Linked DNA regions of Mus musculus: all the other regions are linked to region 3. A link is a loop called in an ENCODE intact Hi-C map of the cell type or tissue named here. Cell type or tissue: left cerebral cortex. All regions are shown on one strand. Links, peaks and the distances in the headings refer to the core of each region. The heading gives the core; the rest is flanking DNA. Region 1 overlaps Cnih3 (cornichon family AMPA receptor auxiliary protein 3). Region 2 holds the start of Gm32767 (a long non-coding RNA gene). Region 3 has its middle 46 kb from the start of Ccdc121.

Region 1 (7,765 bases), core at 1,698-6,697, 83 kb after region 3:
GCACAGGCCATGGGGCCAAGGCTGCTGCCTTTGGAGGGAACAGAGAGAGGCTATTTGGTCCTGGTGTTCATTTCCATATTCTTTTACATAAATTTACATGTTGGCCTCCAGGGGGGCAGACTTTAAGAATTTAAAATCAAATTAGTTTGTGCAAAGTCCTGATGCTATGCACCCAGTCAGCCTTCTGCTGGTCCAAGCACCAGAAGATTCTGTGTTCCCTATAATCTGGACCCTCAGCTGGACTGTGGAACCTAAGCCTAAATCACACAGGTTCTGAACATATAAACCGATGGATCCCATGGTCGGCTCCTTACATGGTGACATTAATGGGACACTGTGAAAGGTTATGTTTTGGCCCCATGGAGGAATGGAGGAAGTAGGTTACCGAGGAAGTGACCTGAGGCCTTGTACCTTGCCCTGAACTCTACATGCCTTCTCTCCTCTCTCCCTCTCTCTCTCTCTCTCTCTCTCTCTCTCTCTCTCTCTCTCTCTCTCTCTCTCTCTCTCCCTCTCTCTCTCTCTCACCTGCCTTTCTCCCTCTCTTCCTCTCTCCCCCCTCACTCTCCTCTCCCCCCTTCCCCTCCTCTCCCTCCCTTCACTCCTCTCTCTCACCCCTCCCCCTCCCACCTCCTCTCTCCCTCCCCTCCCACCCCTCTGTCTCCCTCTCTCTCTCTCTCCCTTCACCACCTCCTCTCTCTCCCCCTCCCCCTCCTCCTCTCACCCCTCTCCCTCCCCCTCTCATCCCTCTCTCTCTCCCTCCCCTCCTCTTCCCCCTCCCTCTCTGCTTCCCGCCTGCTAACAAGTGGAGAAGCTCCTCCACCACAAATTTCTGCCCCATGATCCTCTACCATACACAAGGAGCTAAGCAACCATGGACTGAACACGCTGAAAATGGGTAAAGTCCTTCAAGTTGTTCTCAGGCACTTAGGTCTTAGTGATACAAAACTAACCAGTACACTCTGCACGGTACCAGCATCCCCAGCCACACAGCCAGACTCTTCCTAGTTACCTGGCCACTGGAAGCTGTTCCCCAGCCTGGGAGGTGAGCAGAGGTGTGGGCACTGTGGCCACGTGCCTGGTGGGGGGCTAGTCACGTGTAAGACCCTCGGGTTACATACACAGTGCTGCTTTGGCTACTGAGCCTGGCACACACTCTGCCCAAACAAGATTTCTGCCATAGATAACTGTGCCTAAGATCTGCCAGACAGGGAGAGCAAAATCGCTCCTGCTACCTCAGACAGCCAAGATACTTTTGTTATTTTGTTTCCTTTTGAGGGTTGCCATTTTGTTTCATTTTGAAGGTTTTCCCTCTGTTATTGTACTCATTTGTTATTTTGTTTCCTTTTGAGGGTTTTTCCTCTGCTGTTTGTACCCATTTCACTTACCTTACTCTGCAATGAGTTTCCTAAGGGCATTATCTACATGAATAGGATGTACTCCAGGCAAATTTCTGAGGTCCTTTAGGCACAGTCCCATGAGTTGCCAGCCCACTGGGCTCTTGAGACTTGGAAGAATTCTTTTGAACTTAGATTTGCAATAGGATGGGCATGAAAGTGAAGAGCTGGCTGGAGTCAAAGGAGGAAGTGCAGTCTACAAACCCTGCTGGGACAGTCACCATAAGATCTGTGCTGGGCTAGAGAGTTCTCTAGCAAAACCCACATCTTCAACCCACAGAGGAGGACCTCACTCAGGGGGGGATTTCTGTGGGCACACCCCCCCCATGTCTAAATAAAGTCAGGTAGACCTTCAGCAACATTTCAAAGCTTCCCACCTCAGAGGTCAGAGTCAATTAACCACTGGCTCCATCACATACCCAGTGAACTACACTTTGTGCTAGAAAATTGGGATACACTATAGTATTTGTTTCCCTGCTGCTGTAATCAATCACTGTGAATTTAGTGTCTGAAAGCAACACAGACTGATCCTGCAGGTCCAGATGCCAGAAGTCCAAAATGGGTATGTTCTTTTGAGGGGCTTCAGAAGAAAGCCCGTTTCCTTGTCCTTTGGAGATCTTAGGGGCTGCCTGTTTCCCTTGACTTGTGGTCCTCAACAAACAACCTTGTTGCTGTAACCTCTGCTTCAGGTATTATGTCACCTCAGCCACTCCTGGGTTCTCCTTCCACCACTGCAGACTCCTGGGATTATAGTAGCACCATCCAGGAGCCCAGGATTGTTTTCCATCTTAACCTCAAGACACTCACATCTTTCAAGTCTGTCTTATCATTTGTGTATGGTAAGATACTCTCCAGTTGCAGAATTAGGAGGAGGACACCTTGGGATGAGGCACTATTAGCCTTTTACAGATGGTGAGCCTCACAAATATGGGACCACTAGCTGTGGACTGGCTGCAGATGCCAAGGAATTGGAAAGAAAAGAAGCACTAGCTGTAAGGAGAAGCAGTCATTCACAATCCAGGGTAGATCAAAACTTCTACCCCTCTCCTCTCTCTCTGCATGTAGAGTTCACTGGAATTTGTGCTTGTGGGACTTGCAACCCTTCTTTCCTCCCCAACCAGGAAGAACAGTTCCTGACTGCCCTGCAGAACCTGGAAGGCCTTGCTTACTTACTGACAGTACAGCCATACACTAGAATATAAATATGCCCTTGCAAGGGTCCCTCCATCTAGAGTCTTCCAAGGCTATGGCCAGTGATTGTACTCCACACTTCTAACCTCAACGCCATCTCAGCATGCAAGCTTCTCTCTGAGCCCTGCTGGTGCTCTGGATGCCTAACTGGTATCTGTGTGTCGGAGACCCTGGCACCAAGCAGCCCTGTGATAAGAAGGATTCACGAGCGGTGCTCCCTTGGCCCCCTGCTCCTCCCTTTGGTGAACTCATCCCTTCCCATGGGCTCACGGCTACCTCTAGCGGATGAGTTCTCAGTAAGCCCCACTAGCTCTCTTCTAACTCAATGCCGATTCATGGCCTCCTCCCCCATCCCAGCGGAGGCTCAAACTCAAACATCCAGAGTAGAACACACACATCAACAGACCTCTAAGACCATGGCCCCGCCTGCCAGTACCCAAAGCCCCATTAGCTGTAACCTGTGTCTCACCTCCATGCTGCTGACCTGTGAAGCCACACGGTCCACCCAGCCCTGAGTTTGCAATTTATTACACAAGCATGGGCCGCCAGCAGACATTCTGGCATACCTGGGATGTGTCCTCCTCTCCCTAGCACCTCATTTGCTCCCAATCTGTTCCTCCTTTTATCTCTGTGCCACCCAGATGCTAATCTCCCTCTCCTCTGCCCCACTCCTCTCTGGCCCTGTGAGTAAGGTTAAGCACAGCTATGCAAGTCTGTGCACTCGCTCTCTCCTCAGGGCTCAGGCCCAGTTCATAGTTTCCGTTTGAAAAGGTCAGTGCAGGACCTTTCTGAAAAATCCCACCAGACCCTTCTCCTCTGGAAGGGGAAAGCTAATTAACATTCCGCGGGAGGACCAGACCTGCAGGTGGGGGAGGTCTAGACCAGGTAAACACATTCCGCACAACAGACCCTGCCACCTCATTCCCCAAAGACCAATCAATTTAAAAGTCACACTGTTCTGCCAATCGCATTGTGCCTAATGGCTGCTGCTCTGAAAAAAACTGTATAAAGACTGACCAAATGGACTGGGGTGGGGGTAGGGGTCCCCATCTCTCCTTCAGGTGGCCCCAATACATTGGGACAATACATTCATCTTGCTTTTTGCATCAATTCCCAGCTCCGTGTGGTTCACTCAGGTAAGCTAAGGCTCAACTTGTTGCAATCTCTGGTCTTGGGCAAGAATTTCCTGCCACGGTCTGGGACACAAAAACCCTGGTCCCTACCAGCAACTGCTTTCTCAGTGTTCACCTGCTCCTAAGTCCCCACCCAGATCCAAGCAGGAGGCTAGTCAGGTACTCAGCACATCTTCACACTTCCCAAAGCTCATACTCCACAGACAAGCCTAAAGGTCCTGATGGGCTGGGCTAGCCATGTTTCTCCTCACTTTAGTGTGTTAAAATGCACACATGAATGTGACATTTGTAATGTCCCCAATCAAACATGTCCTTGGGACTGGAGATGCAGCTCGGTAGTAGAGTGCCTGTCTCCTCATCAATAACAAAAGTGAATCTGCACTGCTGGCCCCTGCTATCTTATGTTCAAGTAGCATCTTATACCATAGGATTCCTGAAGATTTGACTTTTATCTTTTTGATATGCCTGCGGTCTCCAATACAGTGGCTAACTAATGGGTGCCCAGTAAATATAAATGCAATTAAACACGACTTGTTTTCCTGAAAGAGCCACCTACTGCAGGGTGAGAAGTATCCTGCACATTGCCAAGGGCGAGAGATTATTTGGTTTATGAATTAAACATGATCCACGCTTCCGTTCTCTTTCTCCCTGTTGCTTCCTGCCCTTTGGCCATTCTAGTCCTGATTCACTCCTTCAGGGAGAGAAGGCTATAGAAAGAACTGTCTACAGCATAGACTCCTCCACTGGGGCAGGGAAACATGGTGTGGGAGTGGGGAGAGCGCCTGGATTTGGGACATGCTTGTCTTTAGATTTCTAGGCTACGACAGATGGAAGTATGCTCTAGCCACAGTGAGAGCCGTGCCTGCCACCACGCACGCCTTCCAGCCTGTGCCTGCTTCACACATTGTACTCCATTTGAGCTAGGATCCGGGTGAGTTTCAAGGCCCATCTGTTAGATACTAGGCCCTAGTCGATGGTGTGTTGGAAGGTGCTAGAACCTTTAGGAAGGGTCTAGAGGCCAGGTTGCAGCCTATTCTAACTGACTGCAAATTACATAGAACAGCAGCTTAGGGGACAAGCCTGGCTGGACCGACTCTGGCCCACTCTATGCAGATGCTGAAGTTGATCCTCTCTACATTTTGTTTACGGGAGGAGACAGCCATCCTCTGTCCATAAGATAAGCCGTGAGACACAGACACAAATTATTTACATAGTAGGAGTCTTAACAGTAAATCAGGATAATGTGAGCATATTTAAGCTATATTAGGAGAGTTTGACTCATGAACTTATCAAACACACCAGACCAAGGAAAGATGCAATGCCCTTGCTTGAACAAGGTATAAGAAGGAACACCTCACACTAGGGCAGCAGTGGCCAATCTGTCAGCAGACCTGGCCATTCTGCAACCCATACTTAAATATCATCATGGGCAGGGTAATAAATGGCCTGAGAATACTTACTATTGGAGTAAGAGAACATGTGACCACCACTAGTCATGGCTACTAAGTGGTAGTGGTAGTACTTTGTGAGTTAAAAAAGAAACTAGTATGGCTTGTGAGTTCATTTTTATTCCATAAGGCATCCCCCCTACCCCCCATCCTCCCCTACTTCCCCCCTCCTCTTCACAGCTCACTCACAACTGTGGGCTTAGTGGAAGGAAGTTAGGTCTTTGGAGACGTAGGGATATTGAGGCCCCAGTCACTTCCTGTGTCCTCCTTTGCTTCCGGTTCCAGGAGGCACACAGGCCTCCTCCACCACAAGCTCCCACCGTAATGTTCTCTGCTGCCTCATGCCAAAAGGCATGAAGACCAAGTGACATCAGACTCAAAGCTCTGAAACCATAACCTGAAACAAATGCTCCCCCCCCCCCCACCATTGAGCCGAATGTCCTGGATACTCTGTCACCGTGAAGGAGAGCCAGCTATTGCCTACCCTTAAGCTGGAACAGGACCTAAGTCTCATCAGCATCCGCACACTGAGGAACACCGAGAACACACCATCCATACTATGGGAACAACATGGCCCTGGACGGAGCAGCAGGAAATGTTCGGAAATGTTTGGCAGTTTGGGCTCTGCATCTGTCACAGCAGTGACATGTGTCACAGCAGACTCTGTAGCAGGACACAATCCAGCACAGTACTGGACAAAAGAGCCACCTCTCTGTCACCTCTTTTTCGATTGGCCTTCTAGAACGGGGCTACCCACCTTGGGAGCCTGAGAACCCCTTACAACACTGAGAAATGACCAGATGCCAAGTAAAACTCAAAGAAACAGCCCAAGAGGAAGCAGGGGGTGGGGGGCAGGGGAAAGATGGAGGGGGAAAGAAAATGGATGCAAGTTTATACTGCATACATTCGCTCCCCAACCTCACAGCTACCTGCCAAGATCACACATGTATGGCCTCCATCAGCCACACAGACCACAGCCACTGTTCACACAGGGTGCGGTGGAAGCACAGAAGCCACCCACCCACCCCCACCCCGCTCAGATACGGTGCTACCTCATCTACTCTTTAAGTCAGTTTTCAGACTCTACCTTGCTTGGCCTCCTCAGCTCCTCTGGAGACCCATGAACTCGAAGGTGTCCCTGTCATTGTGCAAAACCTCAGCCCTCTAGTGGCAAGGGATGGGCATTACAGTGTGGTAGCGGAGAACCGGCCAGATAAAGGGCCCATCACTTACAGCAGCCTTGAAAAACTCAGATGAACGAGGGTAAAGCTGGGTGGGCGTCCTGGCATGTGCTTTTCCTGAACAGAAAGGCCCCTCACACACCATCTAGCACTTACCCCACTCTCTGGCACTCTATAGTCCATCTCCATAGCGACCGCCGTAAGTGCTAAATCACCCACCAGAGACACTTAACGTCTCCTTCAACCCTGAGAAGCTAAACATGCATTAAATGAACCTGCTTCGTGGACCTTTCAGCCTCACTTAGCCTGGACCACGATTCAGACACCCCAGTAACTTCACCAGAGCAGCAGTAAAGAGAGGCTGGTCTTCACCACAGCAAGCTCTCACCCACTGAACCACCCTATCTACCCTACCCACCAGGTCACGCCAGCCGAGCTAGCTGGCCTTCCGGGTCCACACAGGACCAGTGTTGTTCTAGTTCAGTTCTCTTAAGTATAAGCATCTTCCACAGTACTACACTTCACTGAGGACTTGGGGAGCTCCCAACTCTGATGTCATCGGTTCACAGTGGTCCACCTCTTCCTTCTGTCTCTCCCATCAGATGGTGGGGCTTTCTGCTCCAAAATGGCAGACCAGTTATCACAACCAACGTTGGTTGGTTTGTTTGTTTGTTTGTTTGTTTGTTTGTTTTTATTCCTCCTGCCATACAAGCGACTCTGATATCTGGAGTTCAACCTAATAGATCCTGGAAAACATCCTGTGGATTCTATCCCCACAGAAGGCAGGAAGCCTAGCAGAGTAAGGCAGGACCGTGGTTGGGGCTGTGCTCTGGTTCATTGCCAGGCCTAGGGCCTGGTTCTGCCACTCCCTGTCTGTGCTTCCCTTTTCTCATCTGGAAGGTGGGCATAATGCTGGGATTGGCATTGATAGAACAGGGTAAGATTCAGTGAATTGTGCCCCCCCCCCCCGCTAGAACAGGGCTTGCTAGAGTCAGCGATCCATTGATATGAGCCGTCACTGTGGGGGGTGTCGGTCCTTCATACCTCCAAAAGGAGCACCAGTGTGAGTGGGACAATATTAGCTAGCAACTCTCTCTACAACAAGGCTGTGCCTACCCAGCCCTTCTAAACCAGAGATCCAAGGCTGGACCGATAATCCCATCGTTGCAATTATTTCTTGGTCATTGCCGTAGGCACTGAAGTGAGCAAATGCATGGAGCCTTAAGATACAGAAGAAGGAAACTTCAGCTCTTGCCAGGTTCACAAAAATAACCCAAGTGTCTGTCGCTTATCCATCATCATCCAGGATGAGAGGACAGAGAAGATGGAAGGAGGAGTGGAAGTCTCATTCTTGTTCTATGTGATACACAGGGACGCAGATGTCACATCTTCATCTTTGACAAGTCAAGGAGCACACC
Region 2 (7,765 bases), core at 1,845-6,844, 71 kb before region 3:
GAGAGCCTCATGCCCTTCCTTCTGAGACATACTGCAGTACTGGAAGCCAGAGGTTAAACTACTTCCTCATAATGTGGTCTTGGTACCGAGCCAAAAGGGAATTGCACTCCCACGGAGAATTAATGATCTGTCCAACAGTGCGCACAGCTCAGAACTCTCATATAACATTCAGCTCAGATACAAGTAAAGGACTAACTCAGATTTCAAAGACTTTAGCCACACTCAAGTACAAATGAACCTGAATGGCTTTTAGCTGTGGCGGCCAGAACCCCAACTGTCCACCCCACATGAAGAGCAAGCAAGCCCTTCTGTGTCACCTCAGACAGGACCTCGCGAGATGAGCCCAACATTCAGTCCCCATCTTTAAAAAGAATCCGCACCAATATGGGAGCCCCATTTAAAAGGAGTTCCTAAGACGAAATCACATTTGTAAAACAGTTATTAACTATGCACAAACAAGTTTCCTAAATAGTAACAATCAGTGAATGATTGATTAGCAACGAGATGCTGCAGATTAGAAGTCTGAAGGCTTTAGGAAGTAGAGCTGTCGCTTGGCTCACAGACCGGAGACAAGAGATGGGCACCCAGGTGGGCGGGTCTGAGCCCGGTGGGCGGGTCTGAGAAGCAGTGCAACTTCTCGCTTATCGTCCTAAAGGCTGCCTTGGAACCTGGAACCTGACTACTCAACAGTTCTCTGCTGCTCCAATTGTGGTCCTGGCCAGAATTATGATCCGGAACCACACTCGCTCTGCTTGGCCGCAAAGTGTGGTACAGAGCTGTGGTAACTGAGCCTCAAACCTACCTGGCCTTCTCCTAAGGCCATTCAGACTCCATTTCAAAACAGAACCTAGCGCCACCCCCATCTTCTCATTCAGCCCTGGGCAGAAGTGTGTCGATTGACTTTGGGGTGACTAAGGTAGAATTTGGTGTCCTGCAGGGGTGCCCAGCCTTCACTAAGTCCAGCTTAGTGTGGTGAGTGTGAGACTGGGAGCAGACAGAAGGACGGGGGGGGGGGGGGGGGCGAGGGGGATGAGGAAGGCTGGAGACGGCTTCTAGCATGAGGTAGTGATGTAAGCGAGCCCTGAGAAGCAGAGGAAGGGAGAAAGCAACGGAAATCCTACCTACGCAGTTTCCCATCACTGCGACTGATAGCTGGGATCTTCCACTGAAACGGAAGGAAGAAGAGTTTCTCTCTGGCTCAGTCTCAGAAGATTCAGACCACGGACCTTGGTCCTGTGTCTCTGGGTCTATGGTGGCACAGCACATGTGGCGGGGACATGTGGCACAGAACTGATCATCTCATGGTCAGAAGCAAAAGAAGGTAGGAAGGGGCTGGTGTCCCAATCACTTCAGGGACTCATCTCCAGAGACCTTAAGTCTTCCGATTAGTGTCCCTCTCCCAGAGGTTCCTCGAGTTACTGTGATGACTGTTTTTTTTCTATATGAGCTGGAGTCATCGGAGAGGAGGGACCCTTAATTGAGAATAGGCTTCTATAAGATCTGGCTGTAGACACGCCTGTTGGGCATTTTCTTCAGTAATGTTTGATGTGAGAGGGTGGGGCCACCCCCGGGCTGGTGGTCCTGGGTTCAATAGGAAAGCAGCTTGAATGTTCAAGCCATGGTGACCAAACCAATAAAGAGCCCCCTCTCTCGCCTCTGCATCAGCTTCTGCCTCCAGGTTCCTGCCCAGTTTGAGTTCTTGCCTTGGTTTCCTTCAGTGGACTGTGTTCCAGGATGTGTAAGTCAAAGAGACCCTTTCCACCCCAGGTTTCTTTTCATCTGCTGTTTCATCACCGTGATATGCCTAAGATGTAATCCTGACACAGCTAGGGACCAAACTTCTGGACATGGGCCTTTGGGGGGCACGTGAATGTAAATTGCACCAGGTACTAGGAGAAGAGAGGGTTGAATGAGCAAAGACAGGGCCAGGGTCTGAGAAGCTGGGGTGGGGGTGGGTTCAGGGGGCACAGCAGGGCACTGATATGACCTCCACTGGCTCCTATGCCCCCTGCTGGCTCTTTGCTATGGTGATTGCCATGCTCTTGGGAATTTTGAGTTCTTAAATCTCTGATAACTTGAGATTGAGTTACTTTAGGAGGATTTGTGCCACAGGAAGTAGCCAATGTTACCCACTGGGGTTTTGAACTTAATGGAGGACCAAGTTGACCTTGCATAATGCTGGACCCTGTATGTGAAGAACCAAAATCAGCTTGTTGACTTCAGAGGAAATGCTCTCTTGATTGCAAGTACCAGGACCTTGTGCTGAGGTTGTTGGATTCTCCTGGTGACGCCACAAATGGATCAGGCCTTCAGGAAGGGACACAGCCAAGGACCTTGGACACTGTCCAGAAGGCTAGCTTCCAGTTCTGCTTTCTTCAGACCCCAGTCTCTGGCTCTACATTAATTTTTGTTTGTGTTTTAATTTGTTTTGTCCTCTTCCCCCATCTCCTTTTTCTCTCTCAATAGTGTTTCTGTGACTGTTATCTGGAAACATGGCTGCCAAGAGCCTCCCATTTTAACTATGGCAGCCCCTGATAACTCACTTCCCTTTTCTAGTTCTTGCCCTAGAGGACTGCCATCCTCTCCCTTTGGCCCGGATCCATCCTTTTTGGATGGGCCTTCCCTGCAGTGGAAGATGGGATTCAGGAAATGGACTTCTCATCCTTCATTGCTCAAGGACCCATCCTGGACATGTCAGCCGTGGCCAGAGGTAGTTACGTGAATGCTAAAGTTCATAGTTAACACTGGGTATGTCGGGGGAAAGGGTGGCCTTCCCAGAGGGGAACAAAGTCCCAGGCAGAAGGGCAATTGGTGCCAACCTGGATGAGACTGCAGAGGGCCCAGACCACAGGTGGGTGGTGTGAGCCGTGCCCAGTGATAGCTCAGCCCAGGGCTCACCGGGGAGGAGCGTCCAGGTTGATTCCTGTTGTGGATCGCTGTGGCTCTGTTACTGGGACAAGTACAGACATAACAAGCCAGCCTTGGTTCAGTGGCCATGACTAGCAGGTCATCTGCTCCCATCCAGAAACAAGGGTATTCATCTCACCTTAGCCTCATTCTCAGAGTGCTGAACTAGGTTCCCTCCCTTTCTAGTGACAGACTCCATCCTGTCCCTTTAATCCCTTTCCTTCCTGGTACTTTGCAAATGCTCAGTGTCCCCCACCAAGGCCACAGGACACACTCCATGTTCACACACACACACACAAGGGGCCTTTAAACCCTTGGTGGTGCCTCCCTTAGCCATGTGGGATCTCACTGCTGCCTTTGTTTCCCCGACTCCAACCTTCTGGATGCTTCCTTCTTACAGCTGGGTGCACTGACGTTAGTGAATCTTACTCTGCTTTGATAAGAAAGCAGTCTTTCACAGTGGCGGGAATGTCAGACTACAAGAGGCAGAAAGAGTTGAAATAGGACTGGAGAGAGGCAGGGGCAGCTCCAGGGCCAGGGCTTAACTAGTACTGAGAAGTGGAGGGAGAGGTGGCCAAGTCAGAACAAGGTGGAGACTCTGAAGAAGAGTTAGAGGTGGGGGCTGAGGGGAGGGGAGCTGGGTCTATGGTGGCACTCAGGGGAGCTTTAGAGTTTTGCTTATAATATAAAGAAATGAATATCAAAGTGACTGAGGTGGAACATGCACGCATATACACACACATCATATACACACATGACACACACATATACACAGACACACATACACACACAACATAAACACACATACACATATATACATATAACACACACATATACACATACACAGACATACACTCCATATATGCATACATACATACATACATACATACATACATATACACAACACACACACTGCAAAAGAATACTAAATAATTTACGAGCCAGATTCCATTCATATCCCATGCTTGTAATCCTAGTGTTTGCGAGTGGAGGCAGGAAGATCAGAGCTGAAGGCCAGCTTCAGCTACACACTGAGTTTGAGGCCAGTCTGTGCTACAGGAGATATAGTACCATCGATAGCAGAATTAATATCATAGGCTAGAGAGATGGCTCGGTGGCTAAAGCACTTGTAACAGAGTCATGAAGACTGAGCCTGAGATCCCCAGAAACTATGTAAAAGGTTGGCAGATGCGCTGGTCACCTTAATCCCAACACTGGAGAAACAGACTGCGGATCCCTTGGACAAGCTGGCCAGTTACACTAGCCAGAATTGGCAAGTTCCGTTCAGTTGAGAGATCCTGCCTCAATAGATTAAGTGGAACGCAATCAAGGAAGACACCCAATGTCAACTTTGTCAAATGTGTGTCTGTTTACATAGACACATGCACACACTCACGCATACACGAACATGCAAACATACATGTATGCATAAGCACACACCACAGTAGACAGCTCAGAGGACTCTTATAAGCTGGGCGCCAATCCCCCAAATCCAGGAATGAGATGTTCATAGCATTCAGGATGCTTCTGTCACAAGGCATCATTTCTAACAAGGGGAATCAACTTGTGGTAGTTCAAATATGCTTGGCCCAGGGAGTGGCTCAGGAAATGGCACTATTTGTGGGTGTGGCCTTGTTGGAGGAGGTGTGCCACTGTAGGTGTGGGCTTTAAGACCCTCCTCCTAACCACATGGGAGCCAGTCTTCTGTTTGTCTTCAGAATAAGATGTAGAACTCTCAGCTCCTCCTACACCATGTCTGCCTGGATGCTGCCATGCTCCTGCCTTGATGATAATGAACTGAAGCTCTGAACCTGTAAGCCAGACCCAGTTAAACGTTGTCCTAGGTTCTGGTGTCTGTTCTCAGCAGTAGAACGCTAACTAAGACACGGTTGTATGGCTTCCTATTCTGCATGTATAAATAGAACAGTGTGGTATATTCTCTTTAGGTCCAGCTGCTTGGGCTCAGCAGCCTGCATGGAATATTCATCACACTGACTGACTATGGAAGCTATGACTCATTCTCACTAGTGCAGAGAAGTCTCCTGGATGAGCGAGCCTACTGCAACTGATCTCTGTCCGTGTGCATCGTGCTGTTTCCAGCAGGGACTTGACATACTCGGCTGACAGTTAATGATCTTTATTCCCTGAACCATCCAGTTGCCTGGCATCAGGCCACATAGCAAACTTAGCAGGCCCGAGTTTAGCCAGCCCAGTCATAGAACAAAGTATTTCAGAGCCATATGGCAAGAAAGACAGAGGAAGACTGATAAAAAATAAAAATTGTCCTGTACTGGATAGAACTCAAGACATCATCACAAAACTATAGAACACAGTAACGTTCCAAGGACTCCTTCCATACACTAGTTCTCTGTACGAGCCTCACAGTGACATCAGAACAATGGGATGCTTTGTGTAATCCCTGACCAACATGCTGCGGTGATGTGACCCTCTCGGCATTGCTAGATTTTGTTACAAGACACACCTGAAACCTACTCCTTTTATGGAGAGAGACACCAATCTGGTTTAAATTACTTCTCCTGCTGGCTTACCAGTTTGCTCTTCTTATCTCAGTGTGTGTTTGCCTTTCAGAAGGAATTGAGCCGTTCATTAGGCAGGAAGTAAGACTCCGTGAGCTCGGAGAAGCCAGCCCACCCCTCCACCTGGTTTGTAGTTAGTAACACAGTCTCTACTGTAAGAATTTTTATTTTATTAGCGTTGACATTTACTCCTGCATTTGAATTGCAGAAAACCACCCTCCCAAAATAAACTCTCAAAGCCCTGTTGACCTTGCCATCTGCATGAATTATGTAGTAGCAAATGTTAAGGTCCCACTTCGAGGCTTTGCCTGATGATGAGACTTCCTGTTTCCTATGTGAAATAAAAAAGGAGGGTGGGTGGGGAAGCAGGGAGAGGGGACCCACCAGAGGGGACATTACCATGGTTAGTAACTGGATCCACGCGATGGCGTCCTGGAGCAGTCATGGGTGAGAAGCATGTGGGCACATTTATAATTTGCAGGGAACACTGGTAACCCTGTCAGTTGACTCCGTGTGCATAAATACTGTTTTGGATAAGGATGGGGGAGAAAAGCTGTCTGTAGTCCTGAGGAGTTCTTCTACATCATTGGTCAGTTCTCCATATGGAAGATAAATGTTCGCTTCAACAGCTTTGAGTTTGAAATAGTACTGAGTTTTGACCCAGGAAAGACTAGAAGAACATCAAGAGCCCACGGACCTGGATGTCGGGCCCTGATCCCTGCCAAAGGGCAGCACAAGTTCTCTCTAGGTAACCAGCCTCACTGAAATCACGGCCGTTCACAATACACAAATGTGTCTTTTACTCTTCTGTTCTTTCCTATTCTGTCTGTGGCTTCTGCTTCTGCGAGGAAGGGCCACACATATGAACAGGTGAACCGCCTAGACACTATAAATGATCTTTGGTCCAGCCCCATGATGGCCTTGGATTTATTACTTCGACCCTTGGGCGTGTAGGTGGGGTTGTTGGCAAGCAGACGTGAGGTGGCCTGGGCTTCAGGATCCATGATCAGTGTTTTAAAATTAAGATATAAAGTAGAAAACAATGTTCATCTCTTTTCTAGAAGCAGACCGTTGACCCTCTGGGGCACACCATGCATATCCACACCGAGGGGAGGCCTCTTCCGAGGGTCTTTGGAGAGCCCAGAAAGCCTTTTAGCTGTAAAAGATCCAGTGGCTACCAAGTACCAGCAGTTCTAGCTTCATAGCTTTTTAGTCAACTGGGATCCTGTTGCGATGAGGTTAACATGATGAGCAGACAAACATCAAGTCCGTTTCCAGTGCCGTGGCTGACCTTGGATGGCACAGTGGTCCTTAGGGCCATGGGATGGGTGTGCACGCAGAAAGAAGGGGGAAAGCACGCCCTTTGCAGCAAGCCAACCCAGCACTCAGCGCTAGGGATAAAAGATACAGAGTCTGTCCTCAGGGGAATCAGCCTAGTGATAACCCAAGTAATGGTAATGAGGGTGGAACGCACAAAATGTGAAGTGTAAGCCTAATATTCTCCACCACACATGAGGAAGCTGGGGTCCAGAGAGAGGAGAAATGGCTTGACTGAGGTTATCAGGCCCCCACCTCAGACTTGGTTTCTTTTTGCATCAACCCCTTGCCAAGCTTTCTCTCCCAGATGGGCTGCTACTACTACAGTAGCTTGTGTGTCTGTGCTTTGAATCTAAGTGGGTGTTCTGCTTTGAATCCAGTTACAGCTTGGATATGGTTTATGTCCTAGAAGCTTGGCCCCCTGTTTATTGGTATTAAGAGGTGATGGAATCTTTAAAGAAGTGGGTCCTAGTGAGAAGAAATTAGGTTATTAGGGGTGTCACCCTTGGAAGAAACTAATGTGAGTCCTGAAGGGGTAGGTTAGTTCTCTAAGGCTGAATTGGCGACTTGTGATGGTTGTCACAAGGTAAGTCTGGCTGCTTTGCCTCATACTCTCTGGCTTTCTTTCTCACCTCGTGATCTCTCTCTCTCTCTCTCTCTCTCCCTCTCTCTCTCTCTCCCTGTCTCTCTTCCTCTCTGTCTCTCTGTATCTCTCCTTCCATCTCTCTTTCTCCGTCTCTCTCCCTCTCTCTGTCTCTGTCTGACTCTGTGTCTCTGTTTCTGTTTCTCCCCCTTTCTCTCATGTGCTCTTAGCATATGCTGCCATCTCTCAGGAGACAATTCAACCTGAGCCCCTCCCCAGAGGCTCTGGAGACCACTCCTGCTGTGATGTCTCCTGCCTGTTTCAGTCCAGCATCACACACTTTCCACCTGTCAATAACAAGATAGAGATGAGTGAGAAACTCATTAGCCTTGAAAGTTCCTTAGTCTGTCTACAACATTCT
Region 3 (7,765 bases), core at 1,662-6,661:
CAGTGTCAGGAATATCTGTGTCCCCATTGCCTTACAGACAATTGGATAGTCTATATGCCAAGGACAACCTTTTTATCTTCCTCTGGTCAATCCTCTCAGCCTTTCCTTCTGATAATCGATTTAGTTTATTAGTTATATATTTAATGTATTGACCTAGAAGCCTTTGGACTCAGGTGCTATCACCCTAATCTCCGCTGTACTGTGACTGCCTCCCAAGCCAGCTGCCTCCCTAAAGCAAGAGTAGACTTGACCATACAGGTCTACCAGGTTTCTGGCCATCTTCTAATGTTTCAGTCACACTGGGACATTCCAGCCTCCCCCTCCCCACCATATCCTGACTCTGACATCTCTACTTTGTTCCAACAAAAAAATGAGTATAAAAATTATGCATTTTTTTTGCAGTGCTGGCGATGAAGCCAGAGCTTTGCCATGCAAGCCAAGCTTTCTACGACTGAGCCATGTCTCCAGCCCTTAGGCTGATGATTGAAAATCACTGTAGAAAAACTCCTGCTGTGACTACTACATTAATCCCTCATATCTGTAGTGCATAGTCCACTCTATACGTTTATTTCATGTAAATATATATAACTTTATTCATGTCAACCTTTAAAAACCATTCATTAGTGCCTCCCCCCATCCACACACATTTGAGTGAACTAAGGCTCAGAAAGGCTAAGAAATGTGACCAACATCACACAGCCAACAGAAGGAGGAGTCAGGTCCTTCCTACATCAAGAGCAGCGCTCATTCAATGATGTAAGAGTTTGTAGATTGCCTAATCAACCACACAGCCCTGGTTGAAAACTAAACATAAAGAAAGTATCTGGTTATGAAGCCAGGGTCCTCTCATCACTCCTGGCTGCCTTTCATCTTGGTGTTAAATCTGAATCTTCAGGGTCTATTCCACCTCTGGCTTCTCTGGAGCACTGCAGGTGGAGAGACTTGTGTTTGAATGAGACCAAGCTGCACCTCATTACATACCTCCAGCCTACCATTTCTCCTAGCTCCCTGATTTAATTGATCAGCCAAGCTGATGCATCCCCCAAATGCTGAACACGCACAAAGATGGTTAGAGAGGAGGCTAAAGCCATTCTCTAGAATGGCTCCTGCTACTCTCTTCCCTTCTAAGATCTCTGCATCAGAGAACTGCCACTGTGGGCCTAGTGGGAGCCCCTGAGCTTGTTACTGCCAGAGGTTACCCCACAGGAGCCAGCTCTGCGAATGACTCCAGGCCACTTGGTGGGGAATTAAGCAACAGATTCTTTATGTTACTCCTCAAAAAAAAAATATTGTCTGACCACCAGCCAGACTTTCTGAAGCCAATAAACAATACCCAAAGGCTCTCCTTGGACCCAGGTTTCCTAAATTCTGCACCTGAAAGATAATGACAGAATTCCCCGTTAGTCACTCTAGGTCTAAAGGGCCAGATGTCTGCTCCCTGAGGCTTAAGACTCCATGTTTCAGTGACTGGAAGATTCTAGAAGGTTGCGCTGATGAACCAGCCTTTCTGTATACCTCTGCTATGTGCTACTGAACCCAGACTGTTCTGGTGTGCAGGCCACGGGTGGCCCTCCCAGAGTTGAAGCATTATCCTCTGTACTGGTCCCTGAAACACTAATGGACACTGAGAATCATCAGCCTCTGCAGGTTCTCAGAGTGACACAAAACTCACTCTAGTTCAACCTATTGGGACTCATGGGACAAAGGTCGGCTCCTAATACAGACAAACATCTGTCCTCAAATGGCCTCTAACCCCATGGATCCAGAAATTGCCCTTTCTATTGATTCTGACCTAAACGTGGCAATCTGGCCATCGGGAGCACTGGACGGAGCACTGCTGTCCGGGTGTTGGCCTTACCTGGCATTCTTTATGGCACTCCTGATGCTGGGCTTCACCCATGGAAGTCTCCTCCCATAGCACATGCTAGCCCTTTGCGCTGCTGTCCACTCCCAGAAGTTCTGTCTCCAGCCTGTCCCCACTAGCCCTCCACCTTCCTCTTGAGAAAGGTCCTACAAGCTGTCCATCACATTGTCCTTATCTGTGGCTGTGATGGGGCCCCGCGGAAGGGCTGGGACAGCTGCTGTGGGTGTGACCCAGCCCTCCCATCATTCACAGGCTTTTCTTAACGCTTAACGCAACAGGAAGCAGTTGCCCGATCTCTTACGGAGAGGAAAAAGGAGTCCAGCATCTACTTTCTGCCCTCGTGGAACCAGTCTTCCTGATGCTTCTTTGCTCAGTCTCATGAAATAGAGATTCCAAGCTCTGGACAGGTTCCCAGTTCTCGGTGTTCCGAGCGCCAGATAGCAGCGACTACTACACCACATTCTCAGCGTCTCTTCCCAAGCACGGAGCTTGAGTTGAACAAGCTCCTCACAGTGAGCCAGTGAAGCAAAGGGCCCCAGCTGGGACTCGTTCCAGCCTTTTAGTAATGGGGGAGGGGGTACGGACTCTGTGGTACTTGAGGAAGGCAGATGGCACTGTTAAATGCATGAGCTGTGTGGCTATCCACACTCCCCACTCAACCCGGTCACCACTCCAGCCTACTGTAGTCCTCAGACTTTTGTGTGTTGCTGCTTCCTTTAAGCCCAGTGTTCAGACCTTCTGTTTATAGTGTCCTATTTCTTGAAGTACATCTGGGCTTCTGACATTTTTCTCATGCCTCCCTTTTCCTGGCCTGATCTAATGCCTGCCCTGTACTGATTGGCTGTGCTCATACGCAAACAGTGAGCGGGAGAGGTCGAGTACAAGGCCCGATGATGTCCATTCAGGAGGACCATTCACCTTAGGGTGAGGTTACGCCGTGAGACAGCACTATCGAGTCACCTTGGCTAAGTATCCCGGACAGTGCCAACATCCAAATGCTGCTGTGCCCGAGTCTGGCATGGGTTCACCCTCCTCACCTGCTCCACTGAAAGCTTATGTTGTTTCCAAGTAACCAACCCAGAGCAAGGTGACACGTGTCTTAAATGGAAAATCCCATCTGTGCTCTTTTTCTTATAGTTAGACAGGGTTGGTGCCAGGGCTGCTGCAGAGTCTTATGGGTAATTTTTATGCCATGGAGTTTTGACACAGATGGGCAAGTTCTACCTCTTAGGGCTTGGTTGTTTAAATACAGTCTTGAAATATTCCTTAATAACAAAGCTGGCTAGTCCAGGCACAGGGCTCCACACACCATCTTCCGGGGATCTGATCTACCTGCTGGGTACCCTCCACTTCTTAGAGAAGTTTTATGGAGCTTAGGGTTACCTCAACCTAAGGATCATTTCCCACCTGACTATAGGAAAATAAAATAGCATCCTAAGAGTTGCCCATAAGGGCAGAATTCCCCTCAGCCTTTTGCACTATTTGGCTGTCTTCACTGCAGGACCCAAAGCCACCATCCTGGGCCTGGGCCGACAGCTGTAAACAGTTCCCTGGCCGACAGAGTACTGTTTAATGTGGGCCTGACATTCAACTGGGATCCCATTTTCTTTCCTTCTCTCGCGCTGGTAGAGACACACATCATCCCACCAGAAAGGTGACAATATTTTGTGATGCATCAAGCATTTCTGAGAGGGACGGGGGTTGACTGTTCACACTTCTGGGGATGTTTGAACAGGGACTTGGTGCTGGCATTTAAGCCTGTCTGTCTGGCTTCTCAGATAGTCAAATTCCAGAGCACATAATAACGTCTGAGAGTGTCACGCCTTTGAAGCGCAGGCAGGTGTCTTCCCCGAGACACCCGGGGTTACAGGATGAAGACTGAATGGAAGAGTCTGTGCTAGCAAAACCCTGGAACCACTTGAGGGAGGGGGAGGCACAGCGATGGGGTTGATTTTATGCACCAAGTGCAAGACTGGCTATGGTACCTTATAAAGCTCTCTTCCTGTGGGGTTGGACCACCCAGGGAGGTGGGCAGCTGCCTAGTGTGACTGTCCTCCAAGTGGGGCAACTGCCCTGTTGCCCTCTTCAAAAGGATTATCCGACTGGGGTTGTTGGCTGCTCACACCCCCTGGTGGACAGTTGGGGAAGGGTCAGAACTCTCACCGGAGTATCCAGCTGCTCCTTAACACCTATTATGTGTCTTGCCGCCCTAACTGCACTTGGCCCCCGACAAGGAACTAGAGTTAAGCTAGCACAACTGAGAGGGGGTCCTTGGGGGTAGGTTGCCATCCATGGCTGTAGGGAAGCCCTCATCCCTGGTAGATAAAGGCTTTGCAGGTGTAGCGTGTTGTGGGTTGGGTACCCATACCTGTTTGTTACCTATGCTCTTTCCGGAAGCCCAGTGCATTCATTGCTTTCCCAGAGTGAACCTTGCCGATACCTTAGGAGGAGGGTAGATGCTGCTTACACCTCCCCCTAGGGAGGAATTTTAGCAACAATACCCAGCAGAATATGAGTTCTATTCACCCCAGTATCCCAAGAGGAGGCATGGACCCCACATGCATGGGGATGCTGGAGGCCCTGGAAGTGACATGTTTCAAAGGAACAACAAAAGCCCCAAGTTAGCTTAGAGAAGTGGAACTAGGGTCTGTGGATCAAAGTGACTTCATGCTTAGCAGAGACAGTGTTGCCGATCCTACACCCCAGGCCCCGCTCCCTGCAGTGCCAGGCACCTTTAAAAGGCTGCCTTCCTTAATTGGGTGCCTTCCTGCTGCTGAAGGTGACTTCTATTTAAAGGCAGGGTCTCACTATGTAGCCCAGGTGGCCTTGAACTCATGGTTCTCCTACTTGTGACTCAGATACTAAGCACGTGCCATCACACCTGACCTGTAGGTTAGACATTATCTCCCCAAGGTCCTCAAGGTGGCACCTCCATCATGTGCCATCATAAGCCCAAAGGCATGGGGTCAACTAATCACATTTGGAAACTTCTACAGCCAGGAGACAAAAGTAACTCGTTCTCTTTATAAGCTGGTGGTACCTGTCTGTCAAACCCACAGAACACCAGGTGACAGCCCCTCAGGACTTCTAGTGAACAACAGTAGCAGCATCACTCTTGTCATAGTCAGAGTTGATGACAGGCCTGGTCATGAAGGCAGTGCTACCTGGTGCCCAGACCCCCAAAGCCATCAGCCACTGCACACCCACTGCAGCGAAGATGCAGCTATAGTTTCCTTGGTTACTGGCTCCCACGCTGTGGTCACACAACTGTGCCAGAGTTAAGACCAGGGTGTACTAATAAGGGCACTCAGAATGGGGGGGGGGGGTCGGGAAGAGGTCCATTTGCCAATTTCTGGGATGTAAACACTTCTCCCCTGGGCAATCTTCTGGTTCTAATGACATCGGTGAACTAGAGACCAGAATGAATAGGATCTCACAGTCACTTGGCATTCATATTTCTACAAACATGTCAGCCAAATCTTAAGAGGGAACATTAAAAATGCATGTGTTAGGATGTAGGCTTGTAACTACACATCTCTGCCTTCCACGTAATTAATCTATACTTACATAACTTTGGTTTTAACAGTGGCTGCACTTAACAACTGCTAGCAAATTCCCTACAAGTCAGAACAGTTGGTTCCCAATGAGCCACTTCAAATACACCGCTCACTGGAAAAGAAGAAAACATGGTTGCCATATGGTAGCCAAGAGTCCAAGGTCAAGGCCTAGAAAAGGGCATCCAGGGATGCTGGAGAAGAACTGCATGGGGCATGAGAGGTGGCAGGGATGGCCACACAGTGACCAAGGTCTGAAAGCTGTCATTTTGTTGTGGCTGTTGCTGGATCATAAGCAGCAACTAGAGTTTGGGTCACTGAGGTCTCCTTCCAGTACTAGCAGAGCTGTGAAGAATATTGAACATTCCCATCATATGTGGTATTCCATAAGGAAAGGACGTTCCTCTTCTCAAACAGGAACCTTACCTTTCCCCGGAAATGCCCACCAGGCAGTGTCCAGAAGACTCTGCCTTGCTGGGCTCCTTTCTCCATCCCACAGAGAGAGTCCTGTTATAAGAGCAACCTAGAGTCCGTCCCTCCTTACCCATCTCCCATACTTCACTTTGGGGCTCAACTTTGGAGCAGAAGCAATGGGAAAGATGGCCGGTTTGGCTCTGAGGAACGGGGGGAGGTTCTACACAGAGTCACAAGCCAGAGCACAGTGTGGAACAGAACAGGCCAAAGCTCCCCTCCCCACCAAAAAAGAAAGGGCTATAGAACGTATCTGCGTGATAACACAGTGAGTACAATTAGTTGTTGTCAAAGCGTTTTGCTGGCTGCATTCATCTCTTACGTGGGAGAATAAAACTGTCATAACGATGACAATTTTATTCAACATTGGTGCAATTACCAAGCCTAAAAATAGGGAGCAAATGGGATACTTTTCTTGAGGCTGAGCTGTTACCCCTGTTGCACGGCTGGGACAGTGACTCCCTCACCCCACCCCCAGGAAGGGGAGAGGACAGGAAGAAAGCTGAGACTTGGTGAACAGTGCTCTGCGTTCCTATGAGACACAGCTAGGTTTGTTCTCCACCATCCCCCTCCCCCTTCCCTCCCCCTCCCCTCCCCTCCTCTCCCCTTCCCCTCCCCTCCCCCTCCCCCCCCCCATGTAATCATCTGGCACAGAGGGAGGAGCAGTGCAGGGAGGACCAGGAATGAGATTTCCTGGGACAAGACTGTAGAGCCAGGCTCTCTGCTATGAGCTCCCTAGACACAGTTGACTTGTCACAGCCGTGGGAGGCGGTACACACCTCATGTGACAGATGAGAAGTCGTCTCAGAAAAGATGAAGCACCACACGGTTCTCCAGCCCCAGACTTTCTCATTGCAGCCAGGCCCTCCAGGTCACTTGCTGTGAGTCCTGGGAGGCCTGCTGCTCAGCCCCTGCCCTGTCCATCATCACTCCATTCTCTCTTACTCTTTTTTCCTTCACATCCCCTCACCCTTCCTGCACTGCATGGCTCTTTTGAGAATACAGAAACATCAAGGTCCCAGAAGCAAAATGACTCAGGTTGACAACTTGGCAAGTGTTGACTTTGGCTGGGGTCCTTGACCTCTGTAGGGTTTGTATCAAAGCTTTCAACTATCATTTAAAGACAGTCATAGTGTCACTGTGAGGACTGAATAAGATGTGTATCAGTCGAGTGGTTGGCAGGAAGCTGGGGCATTGGGTAGAGTGTAGAGAACAGGGCACAGTTCCCTCTCTAGAGTACCAGGTGCAGCGGACATGAAGTCACACCATCCTTATAGCAAGCTGGGGCTGAGCCTGTTATTCTTCTCTCACCTTAGCAAAGGGAAACGTGACCTTGTGACTCTCCATCATCCAGGTCACATGCAGCACAGGGCCACAGCAGGGGAAGAGGGCCCATACTTCCAGGCCAGTACTGGCACATGCTATACCCCTAAAGTATCCAGTTCAGTAGATGGGTTCTAACTTGCTCAACAAAAACACTTCCTTTGGATTCTTGAGGCTCTGGGAACTTTAAGGCATTTCTCCTGCCTTGCTCCCTCCTTCCTTAAATGAGCTGCACAACGAAAGAATGTTAGCCAAACAAGCAAAACTCTGTGGAAATAGGTCCAGCTGCATGGTTTTAAAGCCCCGCCTCGGACCAGCTGTGCACATCTGGAAACAGCTCTTCCCATTGACTGTGGCGCCTGGCACACACCTGTGCTCTGCCACTAGCCCCATCTTGCTTATTTTTACCATCAAGAAAATGAACTTCTCCTGGGGAACCGAGGATTTGCTCTAACTCCCATGAGATCACCGGACTTATTTTCCAATCACAACGGATGGCAAGGGAACGCTTTGAATGTTTTTCTTTCATAAAGGTAGGACCTGCCCAAGAGGC

Evidence for each region. A loop is a pair of places that touch in the nucleus more often than their neighbours do. Peaks named below come from ENCODE experiments on the same cell type or tissue, not always from the same donor. Only the 100,000 strongest peaks of a DNase experiment are listed, where the experiment ranks them.
Region 1: it touches region 3 in a loop (6-fold over the local background); 2 of 42 quality-filtered maps call a loop at or near these places.
Region 2: a loop joins it to region 3, with 2.5 times the contacts of the local background. A loop is called at or near these places in 18 of 42 quality-filtered maps.

Annotation. Positions count from the first base shown.
Region 1 is chr1:181,378,412-181,386,176 of GRCm38, reverse strand. All of the region lies in intron 1 of Cnih3 (cornichon family AMPA receptor auxiliary protein 3), which reads right to left. Among named protein-coding and RNA genes, the nearest start is that of Cnih3, 30 kb to the right of the region's middle. In left cerebral cortex, for the core only: a CTCF peak has its summit at 6,337 (motif pointing left); DNase peaks (open chromatin) are centred at 4,558 and 6,370.
Region 2 is chr1:181,532,890-181,540,654 of GRCm38, reverse strand. Gm32767 (a long non-coding RNA gene) reads left to right here and starts at 641. Exons shown (of 3, transcript XR_373754.2): 1 at 641-972; 2 at 2,557-2,710; 3 at 4,854-5,659. In left cerebral cortex, for the core only: no CTCF peak of the experiment used is centred there; a DNase peak (open chromatin) is centred at 4,878; H3K27ac peaks cover 1,241 bases.
Region 3 is chr1:181,461,439-181,469,203 of GRCm38, reverse strand. No RefSeq gene overlaps it. Among named protein-coding and RNA genes, the nearest start is that of Ccdc121, 46 kb to the left of the region's middle. In left cerebral cortex, for the core only: a CTCF peak has its summit at 3,990 (motif pointing left); DNase peaks (open chromatin) are centred at 2,964, 3,635, 3,916, 6,241 and 1 more place; H3K27ac peaks cover 881 bases.